2 separate regions of the Homo sapiens genome follow, and region 1 is linked to region 2. The links are chromatin loops, found by intact Hi-C in ENCODE. Cell type or tissue: gastrocnemius medialis. All regions are shown on one strand. Links, peaks and the distances in the headings refer to the core of each region. The heading gives the core; the rest is flanking DNA. Region 1 overlaps SSPN (sarcospan). Region 2 holds the start of LOC105369704 (a long non-coding RNA gene).

Region 1 (5,000 bases), core at 1-5,000, 69 kb after region 2:
TTAACTGTTATATATCCCCCCCCCCCACCACCACCACTTTCTTTTGAGACAGGGTCTTGCTCTGTTGCCCAGGCTGAAGTGCGGTGGTGCGATCATGGCTCACCACTGTCTCAACCTCCCAGGTTCAAATGATCCTCCCACCTCAGCCTCCTGAGTAGCTGGAACAACAGGCATCTGCCACCACACCCAGCTAATTTCTCTACAAAAAGTATTTTTTGTAGAGACGGGGTTTTGCCATGTTGCCCAGGCTTGAACTCCTAGGCTCAAGCAATCCTCCCGCCTTGGCCTCCCAAAGTGCTGGGATTACAGGTGTGAGCCACTGTACCTGGCCAATGTTGTATATTCCTAACAGTGAAATTCAGTATAGCAAACATGAATGAATGATATCTGTGTACTATTATAAATAAATCTCAAAAACGATGTTGAGCAGAAATGATATGATACCATCTGTATAAAAATTAAAATATGACATGTTGGTTATGGATATATACAAATTTTCAAAGTATGAAAACAGGCTTATGCATAAAAAATACCAAATTCAGGATAGTACATATCTCTGGGGAAGATGGGAGGGGTAGGGGAATTTGATTAAGAAATGAAACATGGGAGACTTCAATACAATGTAATGTTTCCTTTCTTAAAAAATAATAAAAAAGCAATTATTACAAAATACTAAAATTTAGCAAAGCTAGGAATGGATAAGTGGGCATTTTTTTCTATGTTATTATGCATTATTTTCTATGTTATTATGCAATTGAAATGTTTATAATTTTAAAAAGCATAGAATTGCACAGAATTACTGACATTTGTTCAAATTCACATAGAAATGAAAATTTAAAAATCATTACCAAATATTTTTTGGAAAATGATTCTACATTAGTAGAGCCAGAATTCTACCCTTACTCCAAAGCTGGAGTCATTCCTCAAATTTCAGACCCCCTCTCCTTTCTTTTTCTGATCTTACCCTGAGGGTTCATCATGTTCTTCTCTGCGCTAGCACGGTACATTGTTTAAGGCACCACCTTGGCATTTTGTTTTTAAAACTAAATTGCAGTTAGTTGTACCTGTGTTTCCTCACCCAGAGACTAAGCTCTTGGGGGCACCATACCTGGTATATGAAAATACAGAGGGAGAGTGGCTAGGGTGTGGCTTCTACTCCTAACTAACTCTTGTGATGACTTACCAAAAACTAATCACCAAGTTCTATAAATACTTATTCTTGCAAAATAATCAATTTCCAAAGAATGTAAGAGAATCAAAGATTGTGTTCCAGCCTTTCTCATGAATCAACAGGAGGGGCAGAATTGTTACAAACAGTATTTGTGGGAAGAAATAAACAACCTATAGTTTATTTGTTTCACTTGGGGATTTTCAAGCCCTCAGAAGAGGGAAAGGAATCTTGCTGATGTGGATTGAGCCTACTCCGGTGGTATAGTCATGGGCTGGATTTCATTACTTAGCCATAATTAAGTCAGTTCTCAAATTAGGTCCCATTCTAGAAATGACTGCAGAGATAATTCTATATTAAACTCCTGGGTTCATATATGTTGAATAGTACAATAAATATAAACATATTAAATAGCACAGTGCATAGAAATTATACAGTAAATCAATATAAATTGAATTATGTAACATTGGAATGGGATTGTAAATGAGAGAACCATCTTGTTCAACCTTTAAAAATATTATCAAGTGGCTTTTCTAATTGAGAGTACTTTATGAAAAACAGTATGAGGGAACATAAAGTAATATATATTATAATATTACTTCTCCTTTGAAAGTGTTTTGTCCTTTTCAACATGAGGAGGTCAGTGTCCCCAAGCAGCCTGCAGCCTCTCCTACATTTCCCCCTCGCCTCCCATGGCAACACGGGTTAGCCAGACACTGAGCTTTTTGTGATGTGTGTGTGAGGACAGAGAGAAGGGGAGCAAAGCTTCAGGGAGGTCTTGAGGTGGAAAAATTTGTGACGCACACGATTTGGTGACTGAAGAAGAATTCTTTCTTGAGGGTTCTATAACACAATAGTTACGGTCACCCTATGTGCATTTAAAAATTCCTAGTTGGTCTCAAGCCCTTAATGCACACCGAAGCCCTTTAAGAGGCTTCTCAAACTACTTGTTCATGGAAAGATTATGAGACAAAGCCAACCTGTGTGGGTTTGGTCCTTCTGTTTCAGAACCTGACTACCAAAGAGCCTGGGAGAAGTACATAAACTTATTGAACATGTAACTCATAAACTAAAAGATTCAAACTCTGTACACAGAATTCTGTATGCGGTCATGAAGAAATCCCTTCTCATTTATGATCATACATTTGCCTTAGGGAGTCCGAGTTTGCCCTCTTCACTGCCTTGGGTGCCCCACTATCTTCCTGAGGTAGGCACAGTCCTCCTGCAAGTTTCTCCCTGAGAGAAGAGCACCTCCAACCTCCAACAGAATTGATGAGGACTGAAATGCTGTTGCCCTTGTCTTAGAAAATGCCTCCTTCATAGCTTTCCTGGCATAGCTAAATGTGAGATAGGGCTAAGCCTGTGAGATCAGGCTAATGGCCTGATATGCATGCCACACCTGATACTTTAGAAGGAAGCCAGCCAAGGAAGTGTTTTTTCCCCCACTTAGTAATAAAGCTAAAATTCTCTCGCTCGTCAAAGTCTAGTTAACACATTAGCAGCCCCCTCCCCCTTTTCTGGTCTCCTGTCATTATCTTCCATACAAGAGAGAGGGCTTGATAATAACATATCTTAAAGGGGTTTTTAATTGCTCCTTACAGTGAATGCTGAATCTAACGCTTTAAAAACAACTGAGTAGAATGCCACTTAAAAGCGCTTCCTCCAGGTTTCTCACCACCTCTCTCAGTACCACGGCACTCCCAGCCAGGGGAGAGTTGCTCATTTCTGCAAAGATTAGAAGCAGGTCCAACAGAACTTCTTCAGCAGAATCTGAGAATGCTCATTTGTGAACAAACTGTCTGCTTTCCAACGTCCCGTCACTTACTGGACTTTTGCCAGCCCCAGGAAACACCATAATGAAACACTCACATTTATGAAATTCACAATTAGGGACCGTGGCTCTAGCAACATTAGCTCAGAGAGCATCAACTTTAAATATGCTCAAAAATCAAACTGGAGAGCTTACAGTATCCCATCGTGGCCATCCCTTTTCGTTTTGGAACTGAGATTGGACCAATTGTTATGAAAGGCTGCATGTTTTAGTCTTCCCTGGTCTTTCCCTCTTGGGTGGCTTGGGTTTGTGCAATACAGTACTTAGTGAAGGAAAAGCAGAGCCCAGCTCAGGACTTCTTAAGTGAGGGAACAGAATCCAATGAGAAGCCCTTAAATGTGTGTCAAAATGAAGATCTACCAAAGAGTGAAGGCACCTACTAAAGGCTATTACCTCATAAGGCTCAAAGGGCGGGTGGGGGGTGCCCACAGTATGCAATCACCACCCCCCACAGGACAGCAGGCTTGGTCAATGGCTGAACATATAAGCATTCCCCAATGGTACCACTCAGCCAGCCACCTTTGCATCAGAAGCCAAAGTATCCTTGAGCTACATCTTGACATCAGGATACTCCCTGGAGCATAAAGAAATGCAGGAATTTACAGCGTGGAGGTTCCTAAGCCTTAAAGAGTTAATGCAGCAAAGGAAATGCCTAAGTTAACCTTAGAATTGTATTCACTAGCTAGATTTACTTGATTTTATTTTTACAGAAATTTGACAAAAGAAGCAATCTGTAAATGCAATGAAAACAGCTTCCTCCATATGTCTCACTACTGGCATGAGCACGGAGCCGCGCCACCCCATCGTACCTCCGTGTGTCAGATTACGGGCTCAGAATACCCCTCGGAAACACTCAGACTTCTAGCTGTTCCAAGAAAGCCGTAGGGCTTTCAATAATAAGCTGTAAAACGAGCTTAAGAGTCACTGAGGTTGCTGTGCAAATGTATAACCCTCACCGGAAATGCTATGGACTGAATTGTGTCCCCGTAAGTCATATGTTGAAGCTGTAACCTCAAAAGTAACTATATTTGGAGATAGGGCTTTTAGGAGGTAATTAAGGTTAAATAAGATCCTAAGCATGGGGTCCTAATCCAACAGGACTGGAGGATTCATGAGAAGAGGAAGAGAAAGAGATCTCTTCTTCTCTTCACATGCATGAACTGAGAAAAGACCATGTGAGCACACAGCAAGAAGGCAGCCGCCTGCAAGCCAGGAAGAGAACCCTCCCTAGCCCCTGACCATGTTGACACCCTGATCTTGGACTTCCCGTCTCCAGAACTGTGAGAAAATGAATGTTTGCTGTTTAAGTCACCCAGTCTACGGTATTTTGTTATAGCAGCCTGAGCCGACTAAGACAGAAAGAAAAATGTATTTTAGTTAATGCCATATGTGTAGGTGTACACATATGAATTTTAAAATTAACCAGGGTGATGGAGTGAGCTGCTTCACTCAGGCATCTGACAGTTACTCTTGCCAAGTTTTATCTCAATACACAGAGATCTGAGACTGCATCCAAAGCATCTGAAAGAGGGTGTGCCTATGGAATAGGTTTTTATATAGCTTATGCTGTAAAGCCTGTTCCTAGCATCTATTTTTTTAAAAGAAGTTCACTGTAAGCTTATGAACTCATCGTGATAAACCTAGACTTGAACATTTACAGCAAATAATAACTGGAAGGTTAAACTATGACATCATGAGGTCCCATCCAGCTCTGGATTTTGATGGACATTTTTTGACCAGTACTTCCTTAGTTTGCCAGGATGGAAGACCTAAAAATGAACTGCATTTTGCAGTGAATTATACCTAATTAAAGTTTAATGACTAGATTACATTCCTGTCTGATATGGTTTGATTCTGTGTCCCCACCCAAATCTCTCTTGAATTGTAATCCCCATGTGTTGAGGGGGAAACCTGGTGGAAGGTGGTTTGATCATGGGGGTGGTTCCCCCTATGCTCTTCTCATGAGAAGATGAGATAGTGAGTTCTCATGAGATCTGATGG
Region 2 (12,787 bases), core at 4,837-9,836:
ATTTACTTGCAAATCCACTTGACTACCAAAAGTGAAATGAGGAGAGCAGCCATTCTTGTAAATAGAAAGAGGTCATTATTGCACTGATGGAAACAAGTGGCCCAGACCCTTCCACCAAACTAATGCATTCTCCCAGCCCCTTTTCAGTTTGTTTCACATTTTGGAAAGAAGGAGCAGACAGATTGGGTGACTTGCCCAAGGCCACAAAATATGCCACAACCAAGGTTTGGAATGAGACATGTCGTTCCTGGCTCGCAGTACCTTTTCCTCACAGTCCTACCTCTCTTTGACTACACGGGTACCGGGGCTGCCATGAAGACAAAAAGGAACAAATTAGAAAGTGTCATGCAGCTGTATTATTTTTATAGTCCTATTGTATGTGACATCTGCCTGTTGTGAATTTGCTCTGTAGATGAAGAAAGCTAAGGATTTCATCATTTGGACAGCGAATAAGGTCTGGTCACCAGTCCTGGAATTTATGGGAGGGCAGCCAGTCCTTGAGACTTTGAAAAGGGAATGCTGATGGGCTTCGCCTCCAGCCCTGCCTCAGCTTGAGCCAACCATGTCAAAGGCAAGCAACTTAGCCGTGTACTATAGAGCAGGAAATTAACTCAAGGTCAGCAGTCCCAAGAGTGGAGATGTGAACGATGCACTGTGAATGCTCAAATGTATCTCAGCCTCAGTACCCTCACCATCCCAAAATACTGACCAACTTCAGGAAATGAATATGAATTGTCTTACCTAGCACTCTTGTAATTCACTAATATGGGAAGGCAGCCCTGAGCCTCAAGTTCCTTAACCAACTCTTGCTAACTCCCAACCTTTGGGGTCACAGGGCACTGGACGGATCCTGTGCTTCAGCTGGTCAGTACCTGGCTGGATCCAAGCCTTGAACGAACAGACCAACAGAAGCTATGCTTCTCTACACTTCCCTGCACACCACTCATGTCTGGAATTCCCATCTTGACCACAGCCTGGGGGGTGGCCTCTCCCCAGCACCTATGAAAACCACACCTGATGTTCGAACACACATCAGATGCCCATTGGAACCTGTCCTCAGATCTTCTGGCTAACCTGGCTGAAGTAGCCTCTGCAACTGGGGTTTTCATCTCACCTAAGTCTGTATCTCAGATTTTTTCTTCTTCCCACCAGTATAAGTTTTGGCAAGTGCAGCAAGGGTGCCAACTCCCATTATGACATACATGGTCAGGGTGGAGTTAGGTGCGGGACCATGTATTAGAAACTGTAGAAGTAGTAAGGGATCTTTTTTTTCGGTATAAATGCATGGGGTACAAGTGTAATTTTGTTACATGAATATATTGAGTAATGGGAAAGTCAGGGCTTTTAGTATATCCATCACCTGAATAACATACATTGTATCCATTAAGGAATATCTCATCGTTCACCTCCCTCCCTTATCCTTCCAAGTCTCCAGTGTCTATCCTTCTACACCCTACATCCCTGTGTACACATTATTTAGCTCCCACTCATAAATGAGAACATGTAGTATTTGTCACCCTGTTTATGAGCTGTTTCACTTAAAATAATGACCTCCAGTTCCATCCATGTTTTTGCAAAAGACATGATTTTATTCTCTTTATGGTTTAATAGTATGCCATTGTGTATATATGCCATATTTTCTTTATCTGGTCATCCATTGATGGACATTTAGGTTGATTTCATGACTTTGCTATTGAGAATAGTGCTATGATAAACACACGAGTGCAGCCATCTTTCTGGTATAATTATTTCTTTTTCAAGACAAGAAGTAGATACCCAGTAGTGGGATTTCTGGATCAAATGTAGTTCTACGCTTAGTTCTTTGGGTAATCTGTAGCAGTAGTCTAGGGATTGGCAGGGCGAGTTACACACACTCCCTTCCTAGGGCCTGTACCTCAGCTTCCTGGAGAAATGGCCTTGATTACTCTGATAACTACAACCAGCGCAGTACCTCCCTTAGATCTGGCAGCCAGGGCCCTGCCCCGTGTCTCATGCTTTGGAGGTTTCTGCCCTGACCTGGCCTGCTCTGATCCTAGCCAGATGAGTGAGGAGCCCACAGGTTTGAGGGGCACGCTTGCCCAGTCTACACACTCTCTCTTCTAGACCACTCTTTGGAGTCCTGGGGCCCTGTAATTTCCACCCAAAAAGCTCAAGGCCAAATTCTAGGACTTGCCTGATGCCTTTTCCCATGTTCGTCCTGGGGTAATAGCCAATGAGTGCTTTGTGAGAGGCAGGTGGTAGGGGTTGGGGGCTGTGTACCAGTGGGCTGAAGTGTCCAACATCTGTGCATGAGGCCCCCATGATGTGGGTTACAGCCTCTGTGTGTACTCCTGCCCAGATGCCCATGCAGGTCACAGGGTGAGAAACCCCACATATTTCTTTTCTGGAATGCTTTTCTCTTCCCATCAGCTAGGTCAGCTCATCAGTTCTCATGGTTTCAAATACCAGCTTCATACTTATTGGAACCCTTCCTTTACTCCCTGATATCAAACCCATCAGCAAATTCTCCTGATTCAAGCTCAAATGTCTTTTCTCTCCCTCTCTGCTGCTATCCCTTTGACTCAAGCCACCATTGTCTCTTGCCTGGACAACTGAGATAACCTATTCAGTGGTTGCTCTGCTTCCACTATTGGCCTCCTACAATCCATCCTCCTCATAGTGGCAAAGTGCTTTTCTGTTCATGTGAGCTGGATCATGCCCTTCCCCTGCATGAAAGGGAGAAATGACTTCTCACAGCCTTGTGAGCATGGCCCTTGCCTGCCTCCCCCTCCTCCTGTCATGCACTCTTCCTTCTTCTGCATACCTCTTCAGGCTGGCCCTTCAGTTCCTGCAGCACAGAGGCCTTTCCACACCTTGCACAGTCACCAGCATCTCACATGGGTTCTTTGCTGAAACACTGACTCCAAGAGCCTTCCCTGAGCCATCTAGCTAAAGATCACTCATTCCCTGCATTCATTCTCCTCAGCCCCTTGTGTGTCCCCAGCATAGCACTTAACGTATTTGAAATTATTACATTGTTTTGTTTTTTGTTTTTTTTTTGAGACAGAACCTCACTCTGTCACCCAGGCTAGAGTGCAGTGGCATAATCACGGCTTCAAATTCTTGGCTTCAGGCAATCCTCCCACCTCAGCCTTCCGAGTAGCTGGGATCACAGGTGCATGGCACCACGCCCAGCTAATTTTTCATTTTTTGTAGAGACAATGTTCCACTCTGTTGCCCAGGCTGGTCTCAAACTCCTGAGCTCAAGCGATCCTCTCACTTCAGCCTCTCAAAATGCTGGGATTACAGGCATGAGCCATTGTGCCCAGCCAAAATTAGTATTTCAAATCATGTGTTTTAAATTGCCTATGCTATTAGGATATAAGCTCTTTAAAGGCAAGGGCTCTGACTGTCTTGTTCATAGTTCTCTCCCCTGTGCCCAAAGCAGTGCAAGGCATGTAGCTGGCACTGGATAAACATTTATTATGTGTGCAATGAATACCAGGGAAGGATTTTTGGGTGTGGCAGACAGATAAGTGAGAATGCCATCTTCTATGTCCCTCGGGGACTCAGGCCCACTCATTTTTCCACACACCAGAGTCAACCACTGATGTTTCAATTTCCCTTTTCTCCTGATCACTCATGTTGGTTTCTAGATCCTCTGAATGTGCCCTCAGAGGGTCCTTGCTAATCTGTGTCTAAAGAAAGAATGTAAGACCCTGGCTAAAGCTTACCCTAAGAAATTCCACTAGGCCTTAGCTATTGAAGGAAACAGATTCCCACCCAAGAGTGACAGGTTACAGCTCTGCTCACAGGGAGACCCGTCCTCAGAGAGCCCCGTGGGGTTGCTGAGGCACAAAATTTACAGAAAGCCTTTCTGTTTGGGGTGGTGGGTTTTCACTGCTTTGTTTTCTTGTGTGCTCAGTGGCTTGTTCCTAACTCGCGGCCAATCACCACACTGCCAGATGGTGCGAAAGATTTACCGGAATTTCGTTTTCAAATAAACCACAAGCTTGGATGAGCTAATGTTGTTCCACATAAAAAAGCCACAAAACTGGACAAATTAACGTTGTTTCAAGAAAGGAAACTTGTCCGGGCCATCAGGTCTGCCCTCTCAGGGGGCACCAATATCTGCACCAAGACACTGGGGACGCCCCTGCCTCCCTTACCGCTGACTCCACAAAATAACTTAGGGGGAATTATATTTTCCTGTGGAACCAAATCATTTCTGTCAAGTTCATCTCAGTTGCACCAAGAGTCTGAGGATGGCAATGCCTCTTCCGGCCTGTCAGCAATGGTTGCAGTCTCTCCCAACACTGCCTGTGAGCGCTCCCGGGACAGGGCCACTAGCCCAGCAGGTCAGCTTGGGCTGCTTAGCAGGGACATTTAGCATGATTTATAAACCACAATGGCATGGGTGAGAGTGGCTTCCGGGAAGGCCCCACCCTCAGCAGCAGTGGCCATAAAGCCTAATGGAAAAAGCTTCCATGATTGGGATCCTGGATTCTCACCCCTGCTGTACCACTTAGCGGCAGAACCATGAACAGATTGAAAGACTCTAAAGAACATGATTTTCTCATTCTTAGGATGGAAACAGCCTGGGTGCGGTGGCTCACACCTGTAATCCCAGCACTTTGGGAGGCCGATGCAGGAGGATAACTTAAGGCCAGGAGTTTGAGACAAGCCTGGGCAACATAGCAAGAACCCCCCACTGCCCTTCTCAACAACAAAAAAGAGCCAGATGTGGTGGCACATGCCTATTGTCCTAGCTCAGGAGAATGAGGCAGGTGGATTGCTTGAGCCAAGGAGTTCAAGGCTACAGTGAGCTATGATCATGCCAGTGCACTCCAGCCTGGGTGACAGAATGAGACCCTGTCTCTAAATAGATAAATAAATAAATAAAAATAAAAAAGATAGAGATAATAATATTAAGCCAACAAGGTTGTTGTAAGGATAAAACTGAGTTAATATGTAAAGTCCTTTAGTGCTGTGCTCAACACACAAGAAGTGCTCCTCCCTACATGTGGACACTACATGGGATGATATGATGATGATGATGATGATGATGACGATGACGATGTCAGCCATGTGGCTGCCCCTCATCTTATAGCACTTATCTTGTCCATCTGGTGCTAAAGAGCCAGTCTCAGAGGAGGTATGTCATCTGCTTCCTATGGTCAGCTGAGTTGAACAAAATACCATGAAGTGATTCAAGCCAGGAAGTCAATCAATATAACTCAAGCTGAAAGAGCCCTTCTTTAAAGAATCTAAAGAATTGCCTCATCTTTCCTCCTTCCTTTTCTCAACCAAACAACAAAATGTTTTGCCTTAAGAATTAGATGCCTTAAGGATTTTGTTTTAAATTAGAATTTTATGAATGTCCTTCCTCTCTGAAATTTTATATTATAAATATGTGTAGAAATACTCTAAAGGGATGTCTGTGATCTGGGTGTTGGGATTTCATCTTGCTACATGGGATAATGAAATACGGAACTTATTTGAGCAGAGATTCAGGTCTATTGAGAATTATAACCAAAGTACCGCTTATTGAGCACTTTCTAAGCTAAACGACTTTATATACTTTATCGAATCCTTACTATAAATTTATATTTTCTCCATTTTGCAAATGAAAATTCTAAAGAAAAATTTTACTAGTTGTAAAAAGGCCATATCTGCTTGGCCATAAGACCTGTTTATGCTATTCTGTCTCACTAACAAATTTTTAGATAGAAGTCACTAGAGATGAACATTAGGCTAACCTTAAAAGATAATGATGGAGAAAAAGAAAAACACTCAAAATGCTTTACAAGTTTTACTTTAGTCTTCACAACCACCCTACGAGGTAGCAGCTTTTGTTGCCTTCATTTTACAGATGAGGGATCCAAGCAGAGAAATCAGTTGTGTGCCAGACTCACATAGCTGGTGGCCCGTAGCAGAGCTGGGATTCAAACCCAGGCAGTTTGACCTTGAGCTTTGTGTTATGCTGTCATAGGCAGGGGTCAGTCTCCTGAAGCCTTGCACAGGGAAGGAAATGTTCCCTTCCTTGTGCATTAGGCAAGCTGCCCTGAACTTCCTGCAGCACCCACCATAGAATAACCCACCAACTCCATAGGAAACCTCGCTTATGCACCCAGATCTGGTCTGTGATTTGCTACAGAAAGACAAGAAATGGCCTGTGGCTTCTTGCTAGGTATGTTGAAAAGCATGGTGGGGTGGGAGTGCAAGCCATGATTAATTGTTTGCTGATGTGGAAAGTCTATAAAGTTTGAACCACATTTCTCAGAAACATGAAGAGGAACAAATAATTTCTGGTCCATTAAGCCTTTTCTTACAGGGCTTCATATTGTTTTCTCAGGGGTTTTGTTTGTTTGTTTGACCTCAGAATGTGAGCAATAATGTGTCTTTTTTTTCCCTTTCTGGCTAAAACCAAACCTTTTGACTTCTCAGTTGATATAAACGTGCCCTTTCTCCCGCCCCTCAGACTTGTTCTTTCTTTTTTTTTTTTTTTAAGATGGAGTCTCACCCTGTCACCCAGGCTGGAGTGCAATGGCGCAATCTTGACTCACTGCAACCTCCGCCTCCTGGGTTCAAGTGATTCTCCTGCCTCAGCCTACGGAGTAGCTGGGATTATAGGCGCTCGCCACCATGCCTGGCTAATTTTTTTGTATCTTTAGTAGAGATGGTGTTTCACCATGTTGGCCAGTCTGGTCTCAAACTCCTGACCTCGTGATCCGCCCGCCTCAGCCTCCCAAAATGCTGGGATTACAGCAGGGCCACCGTGTACGGCTGACTTGTTTCATTTCTTAGAGCTAAAATGAGGTTTGGAGAAAGCTCTGTTCATTTTGAAGCCTCAGTCTTCACCCCAACACTCCTGGATCCTGGCTGGAGGAGCTGTGATTACCCGAGATAGGAAAACCCTGGCAGCTCAGCTACAGGCCTAAATAAACAGTGAATCTTCTTGCAAGCAGCCCATCTGGGCTTCAAATGCCCCCAGAGTCTCCTTCAGCCTGGTGCGTGGGCTCTGTGGGGCCTGCATTTCAGAGCCTCCTGTGGTGCTTCCCCTTCCAGGGCAGGCCCCACTGGGCACTGACTCAGGGCTTATCATTCTTTACTAGAAGTTCCGGATGAAGCAATGCAGGGGAGAGAGTCACTGTTTCTGCTCCCTAACTCTGACCATGACTCATTATTCAGCAAACACAAAACGGTTCCACATCCTCCTCCCGAGAAGGAGGCGCAGAGCCCATTACATAAGCAGCAGTCTACAGCTGCTCTTGGGTAATTGAAAGTGAAGCCCTCAACTGGAGGTCCTGCTGGGATGGCATGACTCCCTCCTCACCCCTTGATACCAATCTTTATGAGCAGAGAAACCCTCTCCAGGAGAGGGCCCCCAAAGCCAGGGGGTTTGTTTTTTGCACAGTAGGCCTCATGTTTGGAATAGCTTGTATTTTCTGCCTTGTTAAAACCTGGCCCTTCCGTAGTGTCTCTGATCTTATCTCCTGATGAGCCAGAGCTGAGCTGCGGGAGGCAGAATCTGCCCAGCGTGCTGAGCAGAGGAGGAAACGTGGCCTGGGGTTTCTGTGCCCAGGGACCCACCCAAGAAGGACCACCCAGGAACGATCATCTTAGGGAGAGGATTCACAAGAGCTGCTTTTGTTTAATAAGCTCAGCACTGCAATCATAGAAAATAGAGTTGAATTGCAAAGCCCAGAGTAAAGGGGATGGTTGTTGATCTGGTTCAGGGGTAGGAAAAGTAACTTTAAATTGATCTGAAAAAAAAAAACAGAGGGGTTAAAAGAGATCATCTCTGGGCTCAGTAATCCTGTCTTCTTTCCCAGCCTGCACTACCAGGCAATTACTTTTCAGGAGTGGTGGGAAGCCAAACAAATTCTGAACATCCTTATCTGGAACCTGTTTCATGCAGAGAAGGCCTGCTTGTAAACACAACAGGACGTACAAGCTGATGAGGAGAAGGCTATCTTTTTGAACGTTGCCCCTGGGGGACTGGGAGGTCTGCTAGCCCTGGCTCCTCGGGCAAGACCACAACCCTCTAACTGGGCCTCACTTTCTGCTTTGGCTGAGCTGGGAACGGCCAGCAAGGGAGGAGTCGCGGGTGAGGGAGCACATTGGCCTCCACCTTGGCAATGCTGCTGTCCCCAAGGGAAATGTTCCAGGGAATGTCCTCAGCACCACAGAGAACTGAAATCCTGGAGAAAACTGGCCTAAGGAGCTCAGAAAGGCCAATAAAACTGGGGCATTTGGGGAAGAAGAGGAAATGGAATGGCATTATTGGATGATTTAAATGTGGTGTGTTGCTATGGTTCCCAGCCTTCTTGAAAGTCACAGACATGGTGTATGGGCTGAATTGTGTCTTCCCAAAACTCACATGTTGAGTACAGTACTACAAAATATATTTGAAGAGATTTGAGTTACAGCACTACACATTTGAGTTACAGTACTACAAAATGTATTTGAAGACGGAGCCTTTGAAGGGGTAATTGAGTTAAAATGAGGTCATAAGGTGGTCCCTAATCCAAGGCGATTGGTGTCCTTATAAAGAGAGAAGATACCATAGAAGGAAGACCCTGCGAAGATAAAGGGAAGAGACAACCATCTGCAAGCAGAGGAGAGAGGCTTCAAAAGAAACCAACTCTGCCAGCACCTTGATCTTGGACTTCTAACATCTAGAACCATGAGAAAATAAATTTCTGCTGTTTAAGCCACCCAGTCTATTGTATTAATACTTTGTTACGGCAGTCCAAGTTGAGTAATGTACAAGGTGACCCTGCAATTCCCTAGATTTGGAGTGCTTGGCTTTTGTTTGTAGCTCAAAGCCTGTCTCTTTTACAGGTAGCTCTCAGAAGACAAGTGAGGGGACACGCAGAAAGGGAGGTCCTTCTTCCCCCACTACAATCCCTGAGCATGGATGGAGATGGGAGGGCTGGGATCCTCAGTTCTGTGAGAAAAATACAAAGGACCATAAGCCCTGGTGAGAAGGGAGAGTCTCCCTGAGGCACTAGTAAGGAAGTGACCTGGACCTGGACCTCCCACTCCAGGACATTTTAACCAGCCCTGTGTCAACAGAGCATGCGCAACCCAGAGGACATTTTCTTTGAGCCCCACTTTACAGTCTCATTTACCTGGAGCCTGGCTGGGCTCCATCAGCCCCCATTCAGTTAAGAAACTGCCAAAGGAGCAGTTTATCCATATGCCTGCAGGATATTAAGGGAAATGAATTTTGTGTTCTGGCTGAGAGGGCCTCAGTGGACACTTCCAAAAGGAACCCTGATTCACAGTATTTGATACTTGGTTATTGGCTTTGGTAGAGCTTGGTTTTGTGTTCTGTCTTCTGAGAGGCAGGTACTGGACACCAGAAGCAGCAGGATAATGGCCCTGAAGGAGTCCTGACTGCAACCCCCTGACCACCACCACCGGAGAATTTGCTCCAGCTTTACTCTCTTCTGATTTTCCAGAAATCTGGCATTTTAAATAGCTATTTTGTGTTGGCCTCTTTTCTTCCTTTCTAAAAAGTATGTTTTAATTAAATGTTCTTTGGTTGCTGGCTAAGCTAACCCCAAAGGTTGGTGTCCCTGGTGTGGGCGGGAGAGGTTGAGTTCACACTGCCTTTCAAAGCAGTGCCAGTCCCTTCTGCCCTCTGCGAAGCCCACGTGAAGGGAAGACAATGGGTTACTGTGGGCCACAGAGCCATGTCCCCTCACACTGCTCTCCCCTCAGGGCTGCCAGGTGTGGTTGGGGCCTGAGACAAGCTTCTCGCCTCATCATTCCTTTCGAGGCAACACTTAAAACAGAGAGGGCTTCAGAAGGAAACAGCACAACCAGCGTCTCAGCACATGCGGCAATTCAGAGAGGAAGTACGTTCTAGAACAAAAATTAAACCCTAAACCTATAGGTACCAGCTCCATCCTGCCATAAATGCATCATACGCTTGGAACTTCCAACACAACCCCGAGAATGCTGCTCGCTCCCACGAGCTGACGGCAGGCCTGGCCCTCCGCCAGGGAGTTCACTTGCAAAGCTGGAAACTCCCTAACTTAAAACAATGTCTGGGTGTTTTCTGCTTCATAGGGGCTCAGAAGGAAGGTAAAAAGCTCAGTAAATTTGTTGTTTGACATCTCACTCTGAGTACTGTGTGTTTCATCTGCCTTCACTCTCACAATTATTATCAACTTGCTGGCTATAAAAGGCAGGGGCTACAAACTCAGTGAGCCAAATGCAGTGCTTGCTTCCTATCTGTGGTCCATTGCATAGCAGTGTGCTTGGGTGCTGCGTAAGACAATTCCCCCCAACGCCTCCAAAAAATAGGACATGGTCCACTGCAGGAGTTCATAATCTAGGAGTCCAGAGAGTCCAGGCTCATCATCCCTTCAGGTATGCATTGCTAAAACCCATTTTCTTCTTATTTCTTCATCTTTTTCCTCTTCTTTCCCCATCTCTCTGCTTCCTCCCCCTTCATTCCCTCCTTGCCGTCTTCCTCCTCCTGGTCCTCCTTTACTGAGCTAGAGGTAAGAGCACACAGCTCATCTTTCACTGCTGTTGGGGTCAAGAGTAAAGAGGAGTGACTTGCAGTTGTCTTCGAAATAATCTTCCCTTCCCAATCCTACTTATCTTAGCTGAAGTTGGGTTTTAGGAGAAGAGGGTGATCAAGAAGTTAAAAGAAATAAATGCAGGAACACTATATCAAAAAGTATTTGCTAGCACTGAAGAATATGGGTGAAGACAAAAATGGTGAGTCATGGAATTCCAGAGCTGAAGACGACTTTGGGTGCTGTGAACTTATCTCCTCACTTTACAGATAAGAAAAATGAGACCCAGGAAGTCTAGTGACTTACGCAAGGAGAGAGAGTAATTGTCAAAGGCTCTAGACTCAGCCCTTCTTGTTTCTAAGTTGGTGCTTCTAAGTCAATGCTCTAGATAACAAAAGTCATTAGGAAGATCATCCATGGGCCTAATCCTACCCCACCTTTACCTTTGTCTGCAAGTTCTTTCCTCTTATCCCATTAAATTAAAGGAAACTCCCCAAGGATGTTAATGTAAGCTTCTATCTGTCAATTACCTCTCCATGTAAATGAATCATGTGGGGATGGTGGAAAGGAGAGAGCACTTAGTTAGGAGTTCTGACCTGTCTCCAATGATCCAGATAGCCTTGAAAAGGCATTTAGCAAAACAATAGAAACCATTGCTGTTCAATACAATTATAATTTAGAAAGTCATGAATGTACGCCACTGCGTAATTCTGAATTTTCTTATAGTCATATTTTAAAAAGTAAAACAAAACAAATGGGATTACTTTTAATAGTATTTTTTATTGGACCTGATCTATCCAAACTATTATTACTTCAGCATGCCCTCAATAAAAAATGTATTAATGAGATTTTTTACATTCTTTTTTTTTTGGTACCAAGTCTTTGAAATCCTGCATGTGTTTTACAACCACAGCACACCCCGGTTCAGACTAGCCATTCAAATGCTCAGTGGCTACCTGGGACTAGTAGCTTCTACATTAGGCAGGAAAGACCTAGAGTTGCTTTCTCATCTATAAAAATGAAAAAAATGGCACTATCAGGGGTTTTCTAACTGCCTCTGCTTAGAGTCCTAAGAATTCTATAGAGGTAACTCAATGAGTGTCTGTGAGTGTGTGTGTGTGTGTGTGTGTGTGTGTAGTGAATTTTGGTGTGGCAGAGATAGCCAGCTTTGGTTCATCTACTACCACTTCATGCCAAATACTTCCAGAACTAACTGTTTTTATATATCCGGCTTTGGCCTGAGAGTTTGTTGGGAGATGAGATTCCATGGCTAAATAAAGAAACTAAAAACCCTTGCACAGCATAACCTGCAACCTGCACTGATAGTCCCAGATTCTGGAGGGCCTACAAGAGGAATCAGCAGTCACTTGCCAGGGAAGAAAAGGGCCAGGTGACAAGCATGGGATCAGCCTGACACTCCAGCTGGCTGTAAAAGACATATGGCCTCATGGCTGTGGCCTATAAACTACACACACTGACTCCCTCCCGCCTGGTCAGGTTCACGGATAACAGTTTGAGTTATCGGCTCGTGCTTTGCCCAGTGGGCCTATCCTGGGGCCCTATCCAGGACAGAGTGTCTAGAATCTGGGCTGATTGATACACAGAGGTCACAGAAGCCCAGGCTTTCTGCATAACACAGAGCCTTGGCTCTCTTGCTTCCGGAACATCCCAGTTTGAGGACTCTGCCCATGGGGGTTCTATATGTGGCCCCAAGAGTTTTTCCTGCTATCCTCATTTTAAACAGTGACATATAAGCAAGAGCACAACAGCTGCAAGATTGAAACAGCTGTATCAGCAAAGGATGCAGTTGTTGGAGGGTATCATTAAAACCAGCTTCAAGTGCAGCCGCCAGCACACCCACTCACTTCCCGGGGCCAAGCCATGTGAGATGGACCTTGTGGCTGCAGTCCTTTGAAACCCAACTGCTGAGGACAGGCACACATTTTTTTTTATTATTATCCTTTCATTTAATGAGTTATTAAGCAGCTTTACTGAGTTCAGTTAGACACATGGTCCCCACCCTTCTGGAACTTTTACAATATTATGGTAAAACAAAGATGTCCTCCTCATCTACTGGCTAAGGATTCCCAGAGTCTTAGGCCAGCTAGAGATGAGCAAAATATACAGCAGTCTCTGACGTGTTTATATTACCAAGGAGATAATTAAAAACATAGCCTGTACATTCCCCACTTTCCAACTCTTCTTTTATTTCCCTGTTTTAGTGGTATGTGGGTCTTTGGGTTGTGTATTGTAATATTATGATGTAA

What was found. Peaks named below come from ENCODE experiments on the same cell type or tissue, not always from the same donor. Only the 100,000 strongest peaks of a DNase experiment are listed, where the experiment ranks them.
Region 1: a loop joins it to region 2, with 4 times the contacts of the local background. A loop is called at or near these places in 16 of 110 quality-filtered maps.

Annotation. Positions count from the first base shown.
Region 1 is chr12:26,203,045-26,208,044 of GRCh38, reverse strand. The region is part of intron 1 of SSPN (sarcospan); the gene reads right to left. Among named protein-coding and RNA genes, the nearest start is that of SSPN, 10 kb to the right of the region's middle. In gastrocnemius medialis, for the core only: no CTCF peak of the experiment used is centred there; a DNase peak (open chromatin) is centred at 2,984.
Region 2 is chr12:26,269,241-26,282,027 of GRCh38, reverse strand. The region is part of intron 1 of LOC105369705 (a long non-coding RNA gene); the gene reads right to left. It overlaps LOC105369704 (a long non-coding RNA gene), which reads left to right and starts at 5,973. Exons shown (of 2, transcript NR_188068.1): 1 at 5,973-6,169; 2 at 8,536-8,699. It overlaps SSPN-AS1 (SSPN antisense RNA 1), which reads left to right and starts at 10,201. Exons shown (of 4, transcript NR_187469.1): 1 at 10,201-10,365. RefSeq lists enhancers at 6,791-6,840, 6,861-7,300, 9,840-10,059. In gastrocnemius medialis, for the core only: no CTCF peak of the experiment used is centred there; a DNase peak (open chromatin) is centred at 7,127; H3K27ac peaks cover 1,487 bases.